Linked DNA regions of Homo sapiens: region 2 is linked to region 1. A link is an interaction called in ENCODE POLR2A ChIA-PET data of the cell type or tissue named here. Cell type or tissue: A673. All regions are shown on one strand. Each heading gives the region's core, and the rest is flanking DNA. Links, peaks and the distances in the headings are about the cores only.

Region 1 (3,529 bases), core at 394-2,893:
AAAGCCAGGGGAGACAAATATTAATAGATACTTCTTGCCTCTGCCTTGACTGCTGTCCCAGAGTAACTGATTTATGCTAATGACAATCTAACTATTATGTTGATGGGTCATGCCAAAAAAGGAAAAAAAATGATCCGGGTAAAGTTCTTTTCCTTTCTTCTGCCCCCCTCCCCTCCCTCCCTCCCTCCCTCTCTTCCTTCCTTCCTTCCTTCCTTCCTTCCTTCCTTCCTTCCTTCCTTCCTTCCTTCCTTCCCTCCTTTGTAATTAGTAGCTTATTTGTTCTTCCTATAAAAAGTATACTGATGTTGTTTATCCACTATTCTACTCACCTGGGGGAAACAACAATTAGTTATGGAGACAGGTAGCTAAGCAGAGTTTTGCAAATATGGTTAATCAAGTTTAGAGTGGAAACAGAACAAGATAGAATACTCAGTAGTATCAATGTGAGGGGAGAGAACTGCATTGCAGCTGTTCTCACTAAGCTCATTGAAGAAATTTTAAATGAAACAAACTGTTTGCTTTGATGAAACAGTAACACATGATGTAGCATGAAATGGAAGAAGAGTGCAAGTCTCTGAAAGTCACGAAAGTGATGAGATTTTTAAATTTGTGTGTTTCCCTTGGGTGTAACGGTCTCATATTTGTGATGTTTTGCATAATTACAAATGTGGAACTGTTTTGTATTTTAAAGTCTGCTGTGGGTTTAGCTGGCATCTGTGTGCAAATTTGTTCTTATTTACTTTCTAACAAAATAAACTTAGACAACTTCTAGAATCTTCCTTGTATAAAGAAAAAAGTCTGTAAAGTAGGCAGAACTCTCTGAAGATGGTGCATATAGCATGCACACATATACTCTATTTTTGATTTCCTTAATACATCTGGGTTCTTTAAAAGGAAAATTTGACTTTATATGATTTTTAAAAGAAATGACCAACAATGAATAGGTGGAGAACAGAGGATTTTTAGGGCACTGAAACTATATGATATTATAATGGTGAATACATGTGAGTATATATTTGTCCAAATTCATAGAATGTACAATACCAAGAGTGAACCCTAATGTAGACTATTGTCTTTGGGTGGCAATGGTGTATCAGTGTAGGTTCATCAATTGTAACAAACATACCACTTCTGTCGGGGAGGTTATGCATGTATGGGGGAAGGGAGTATATGGGAAATCAGTACTTCTCAATTTTACTGTGAACTTAAAATTGCTCTAAAAAAAAAACCAAGATATTTAAAGAAACAGAAATAAATTATCATTTGCTGACTCTGGAGGATATGGTTTATTATTAAAATGCCCCGGTGTTATGCCAATCCTTCTGTTTGCTACAGCTGAAATAAACAAAGGTCCTTTCAGTGGCCAAAAAATAAGATGCAAGGAAAGTAAAGTCATGATTAAACAGTTCAGGTGGTGGAAATTTCTCAGGAAACTTGGAGGAATGCCGACAGGCAGTTTTCACACTGATTCTACTTTAAAAACATCTCAAGGTTAGGATAATTTGATCAGGCGAATTTTCCATACAACATATTGCTTCCTGGTTCATCGTGAGAAGAGACTGTCCTTTGAATATTGCAAGGCAAGGGGAACTCATGATTAGCATGACTGCTTTAGCAGGAAATAAATGAAGTCGTTCAGGGAAATGCCTTTGTCTTTTAAAAGGACCAGGCACATCTGTTTGCAGCATCCAGATGGGATTGTTAAACCTTGAGTTGTACAACACAAGCCCTATGAAGGAATAATTGTTGCATGATCTTATATTTATGTGCAATGAACATCCTTGGACTGTTCCTGTATCATAAAAAATAATTAGCTGTGCTTAAAAAACTCTCAATTGCTACATTTAAACCACATGGGGATTAGAATGCATTTTTTGTGTGTTCTTGTATAATCTTATAAATATAGGATTTCCCAAACATATATTACTATAATGCAATTATATATACAATAATATCATGCATATGTATCGTATGTATTATATATCTCCCATATTCCTAAATGGATGCTGTCAAAAAGATGCTTTTTAAAATTAATAAAAACATTTACATATCTCCATCACCATTGGGTCATATACTGAAAAGCAACTGAGAGGGAGAATACATCCATACATACTGTTATTCCCAGCTGCAGAGCTTACAGCTCTGTTAAAAAGATGATTCTATGGTTGCATTTGTTTCGCTCACTCTCAGGCCTGGCAGTGTCAAGCCATTCAAAGAAGGGCATGTCCCTTAGCCCCTCTGAATCTCAATCTCCTTTTCCGTAAAACGGGGATAATAATGTATAACTCATGATGGTGTTGTCAGATATGATAAGATAATATATAAATAGTTCCTGGCATGTGAACTCACACCACACTTGTATTCAAACCCTAAAGTATTCAGGAAGGATGTCAACAATAAAAGTATAAAGTATAGACCAAGAAAGACCTGTGACGAGACCAGGAAGGAAGAGAAGTAGGGGATTCAAAAGCAAGTGAGTTATGATTTGCTTCCTGTTACTACACCCTCATTTGGCAGAATATCCCTTTCAGTAATTTCTCATGAAAGGCTGCAAAGACAGTGTATGTGTGTAAATATTTTGACTCCTTGTATGTCTATCATTGTCATGTGTGGTCTATATCACCATGTACAATCTATCATCACACTTAATTGTAGTGTGGTTGTATATTGAATTCTGAGTGGGAGGGCACTTTCCTATAGAATTTTGAATGTCATTGTTACAGTGTTGTTAAGAAATTCAGGTCAGCAAGATGGCAAAATAGGAGGTTCCCAGCTCATGTTCTTCCACCCAGTTACCTGGAAGCCATTCATGGACAAATATGCCATTGTGAGAACTTTGAGATTCAGGTGTGAGGTTGCAAAACCCAAGTTAAGCCCAAGACCAAGGAGAGCCACTTTGAGAAGGCAGACCTGGACCACAGTGGCAGACTTCATGAACATAGTCCTGGCTACAGACCAAAAGTGACACCAACTTATTATGGACTAGCTCCAGCTGCATATGGCCATGGTACTAAATCCAGCCCCATTTACCAAGGAACCTGGGAGGAGCCACATCCATCTGTACTGGGAACCAGCTTTTTGTTTCATTTATCTTTTGTATCTTTTTTGTTTCAATTTCATTTAGTTATACTCTGATCTTGGTTATTTCCTTTCTTCTGCTGGGTTTGGATTTGTTTCGTTCTTGTTTTCTAGTTCCTTGAGGTGTGACATTAGATTGTCCATTTGTGCTCTTTCAGACTGTTTGGTAAAGGCATTTAAGGCTATGAACTTTCCTGTTATCACCACCTTTGCCATATCCCAGAGGTTTTGATAGGTTGTGTTATTGTTCAGTTCAAAGGATTTTTAAATTTCCATCTTGATTTCATTGTTGACCCAATGATCATTCAGGAGGAGGTTATTTGATTTTCATTTGTTTGTGTGGTTTTGAAGGTTCCTTTTGGAGTTGGTTTCCAATTTTATTCCACTGTGGCCTGAGCAAGCACTTGATATAATTTCAATTTTCTTAAATGTATTGACACTTGTTTTGTGG
Region 2 (3,529 bases), core at 325-2,824, 120 kb after region 1:
AACTATGAGCTAATTTTAGAGGGTTTTAGTATTTTTTCTTGCATTTCTGTGTTTGGGATTCCTAGGGACAGATTGTTATATTAATTTTTGGGCTTGGGTGTTCTCAAATGATTTTTGTAGTATAAATTTCAAATTTTAACATTGTGTGTGTTTATGAATGCAGTCACAAAATCTCCAAGGAGATTTTGCCTCTCGGATCCCAAATGGAAACACCAAGTTCCCAATCTTATCTCTATATCAGAATAAGAATTGTGACTAGCCCATCGTTCTAACCTACCTTTCTACTGAGAATGCAATACATTGAAGATTATGGTTGATGTGGGAGTTTTAGTTCCAATCTCGCACTCAATAGGTCCATGGTCTCATCTTCTATCTTATGCCCCAAGTGTTTAAGACAAGTAACACTTTCAAAGCATTATTAGAATCAGCTCAAACACTTACCCTCTGGTTTTCTAAATAAAATTCAACACCCAAGGAGCCTCCATTATGTTATCATTCACAGGCTCTTATCTCTTGATCATTTTTGTAGATATTACCCAAAGTGCACTATATAGACATATATTTGATTTACCTCATTCTGATTTGTAATGTAAAAAATAACTTGTTTACATGTCCATGTCTTTCACTAATGAGATTTCCAGGTCCGTGGAGTCAGGGATTGTATATTATTTATCCTAGTATTTAAAACATCTAGTATAATATGTAACAAATTATCGTTCAGTAAAGTTAATAAATATTTTGGAATGCACGAATGAAAGATAGACACCAGGAAGACTATTCCACTAGGAAAAAAGAAAAATAAAACCCTCTGTTGTTATAGTGTATTGTGTCTTTCATTCCCTCTCTTTGCTCCCACACATCAAAGCATTATTCTTTGGGATGGCAGCACTTGTGTCTTTCTCACTTATAGTTTGTTTTCCCGATTTCGGTTGATCGTGTCATCCCAAACTCTGCCTCCTCCCTTTGCCCTCTCTCTGTGTCCCTTCACAAAAAAATAAAATTTAAAAATCCTGGAATACTAAACTATTTTCTCTTCTTTCTTTAAAGAATGTATAACATATATTTTGTAAAATGTAAAGTTATACAATTATCCTGGTATATAAAAATCCTATACAAATTATACATTCAAATGACAGTTAGAAACTATAATTTTAAAGTAAATTCTTTTGTGGATATTATATTCTTGCTGAATTGTATAAACAGAGTTTATTTGCTACCTCAATGAGCAATTATCTTTCAAGCATAGTCATTTCATGACTGTCTAGAATTATTTACAAAGCTAAGTTACAGGTCAAGTAAAACTTTCCCCAGATTGCTCTATCACGGTTCATTTATTACCATTGTTTGGGAACTTGACTCTTTGAAAGGGGATAAAAGACTCAGGAAATAAGAATAATTTTATTTATTCCCTTAGCAATCTTATCAATAGGTAGTGTCACATAAAAAAGAAGACTAATATTTTAAACAATTGAAACATTATGCCATGACTCGCACAGGAAATCCAGGACTGTGAGGATTATTTTAGGCATAAGCACGAAATCAGAAATAGCTTTCTTCTCTGTGTTCTACCTTCTCTTTCAAGACTCTTTTCCTAATGCCCTCCTTTCCATTGTTTCTCTCCTCTTTCTTCCTACCCTGTAGCCACAGGATTGGAGCCTATATATAGTGTTTCAGTCCTATGTGTATTTTTTGCTTTCAATTGACTGCTATTCTTTATCTTTTAAGGTGTTAGAAAATAAAACTGAGAGCCCTACACAAAGGAATGAATACTTGATCAGTTGAGATTCAAATAAACGAACGTCTAGTATTTCTGGCACCATGCTAGGGCAAAGGGAAGTATCTGGGGGCAGGAGGATTTTCCCACATCGCTTAAATCTCACGTTGGGTTCCTAACTACTTATTCAGAAGTTAAATTGCAAGTTGATGATTAATAAACATAATAAATAAATATAAGTACTCACTGGTCTGCCAGGTATAATTAGTCTGTATGAACATCTTGCTTATCTTTTTAAATTATAATTAGGATAAATTAGAATCAAGATAGGCTGGAGTCTTGCTTTTTATGATCACAACAAGAAGTGTTTTTATTATTCATTTATTTTAAAATAAAGTTTAAAGTACTTTAAAGGATAAAATGGAGAAAATATTGAACTGAATTTTCAAAGATGGAAAGATGATGGTATTGTGATAGCATTTAATGAACATATAATCTGAACAAAATTCAACAAAAAGAAAAAGATGTTAAACTATGAGAACATAGCAGGCACACAACATGCTAGTTGATATTGATGTGAACAAAATCAGTTACTCCAGATTTAGTAGAGCAGAAGTAGGCAAACTACAGCCTGGGGGTCAAATCCTGCCTGCTGCCACCTCATTTTGATATGGCCTGTGAACTAAAAATGGTTCTTATATTTTAAATGGCTGGTAAAAGAACAAAGCATAACAATATTTTGTGACATAAAATTTCATGAAATTCAAATTTCAGTATTCATAAACAAAGTTTTATTGGACCACAACCACACAAATCTGTTTATGAATTGTGTATTGCTGTTTTTATGCTACAATGGCAGATTTGAATAGCTGCAACAGAGACCATTTGGCCTACAAAGACTGAAATAATTACTCCTTGAATTTTTACTGAAAAAGTTTGCCAACTCCTGTTGTAGGGCATGAATTGAAAAAAATAAAATGGCGCATGAGCTACCACATTTGCAACAGTCTTTCTAAAGCAAAACAAACTCTCCAATCCAGAGAAAAAGTGTGTATGTAATTGTTCAGTACATTTTAATGTCTCAAACTAATCCTAGATTAATATTTTATGCCTTTTTTCATAGAATTTTTAAAACATAGAATTTGCAGTAATATCTTTTCCCTTCATTTCTGATTTATATAGAAAACTTCTGGTCATTTTACTGAAAAGTAATTTTATTTTATTGAGTTTTGTTTGGCATCTAAGTGACAGAATAGGACTATATAGATGAATTAAAAAAAAAATTCCTCTGCCCTTGAGGAGCAGGGGGTCAAGTGTGGAAAGCAGGCATATGAACAATTGTTACAATTTAATAGTATAACTGCTCTAATATAGATCCAAATTTTATGCAGTATAGACTTTCCTTTTTCCAATCCATCTTTCACTTGGCTTTAAGAATTATCTAACTAAAAAATAAAAAACAAACAAACAAAAAGAATTATCTAACTAATGATGCAAATATAACCATATTAGTCCCTAGCTTTAAATCCTTCAACTGCTGCCCTCCTAATTTCAGGATAATCACCAAACTCTTAAGCACGACATTCCTGGTCTTTCATCATCCAGTCGCAGGCTAACTCTGCTGCCTCATCTCTGCATTTCCCCCCTTTCTAAATGTTTTTCCTTAACAATATACTTTGTAATTCCCCAGACACTCCATGCTCTTTTGATTCTAAGCCTTTGACCTTTCCTCCTGTTATTTTCTCTGTCCAGAACTGATTTCCCACTTGACTGCTGAGACAGTATCCCTTCAGACCAATTAGAGCATTACATGCC

Evidence for each region. ChIA-PET counts read pairs that join two places held together with the same protein. Peaks named below come from ENCODE experiments on the same cell type or tissue, not always from the same donor. Only the 100,000 strongest peaks of a DNase experiment are listed, where the experiment ranks them.
Region 2: POLR2A ChIA-PET joins it to region 1 with 9 read pairs; 3 of 35 experiments call an interaction of 5 or more read pairs at or near these places.

The regions. Positions count from the first base shown.
Region 1 is chr12:71,189,823-71,193,351 of GRCh38, reverse strand. No RefSeq gene overlaps it. Among named protein-coding and RNA genes, the nearest start is that of TSPAN8, 34 kb to the right of the region's middle. In A673, for the core only: no CTCF peak of the experiment used is centred there; DNase peaks (open chromatin) are centred at 1,161, 1,651 and 2,301; H3K27ac peaks cover 2,500 bases.
Region 2 is chr12:71,073,719-71,077,247 of GRCh38, reverse strand. No RefSeq gene overlaps it. Among named protein-coding and RNA genes, the nearest start is that of TSPAN8, 83 kb to the left of the region's middle. In A673, for the core only: no CTCF peak of the experiment used is centred there; a DNase peak (open chromatin) is centred at 1,417.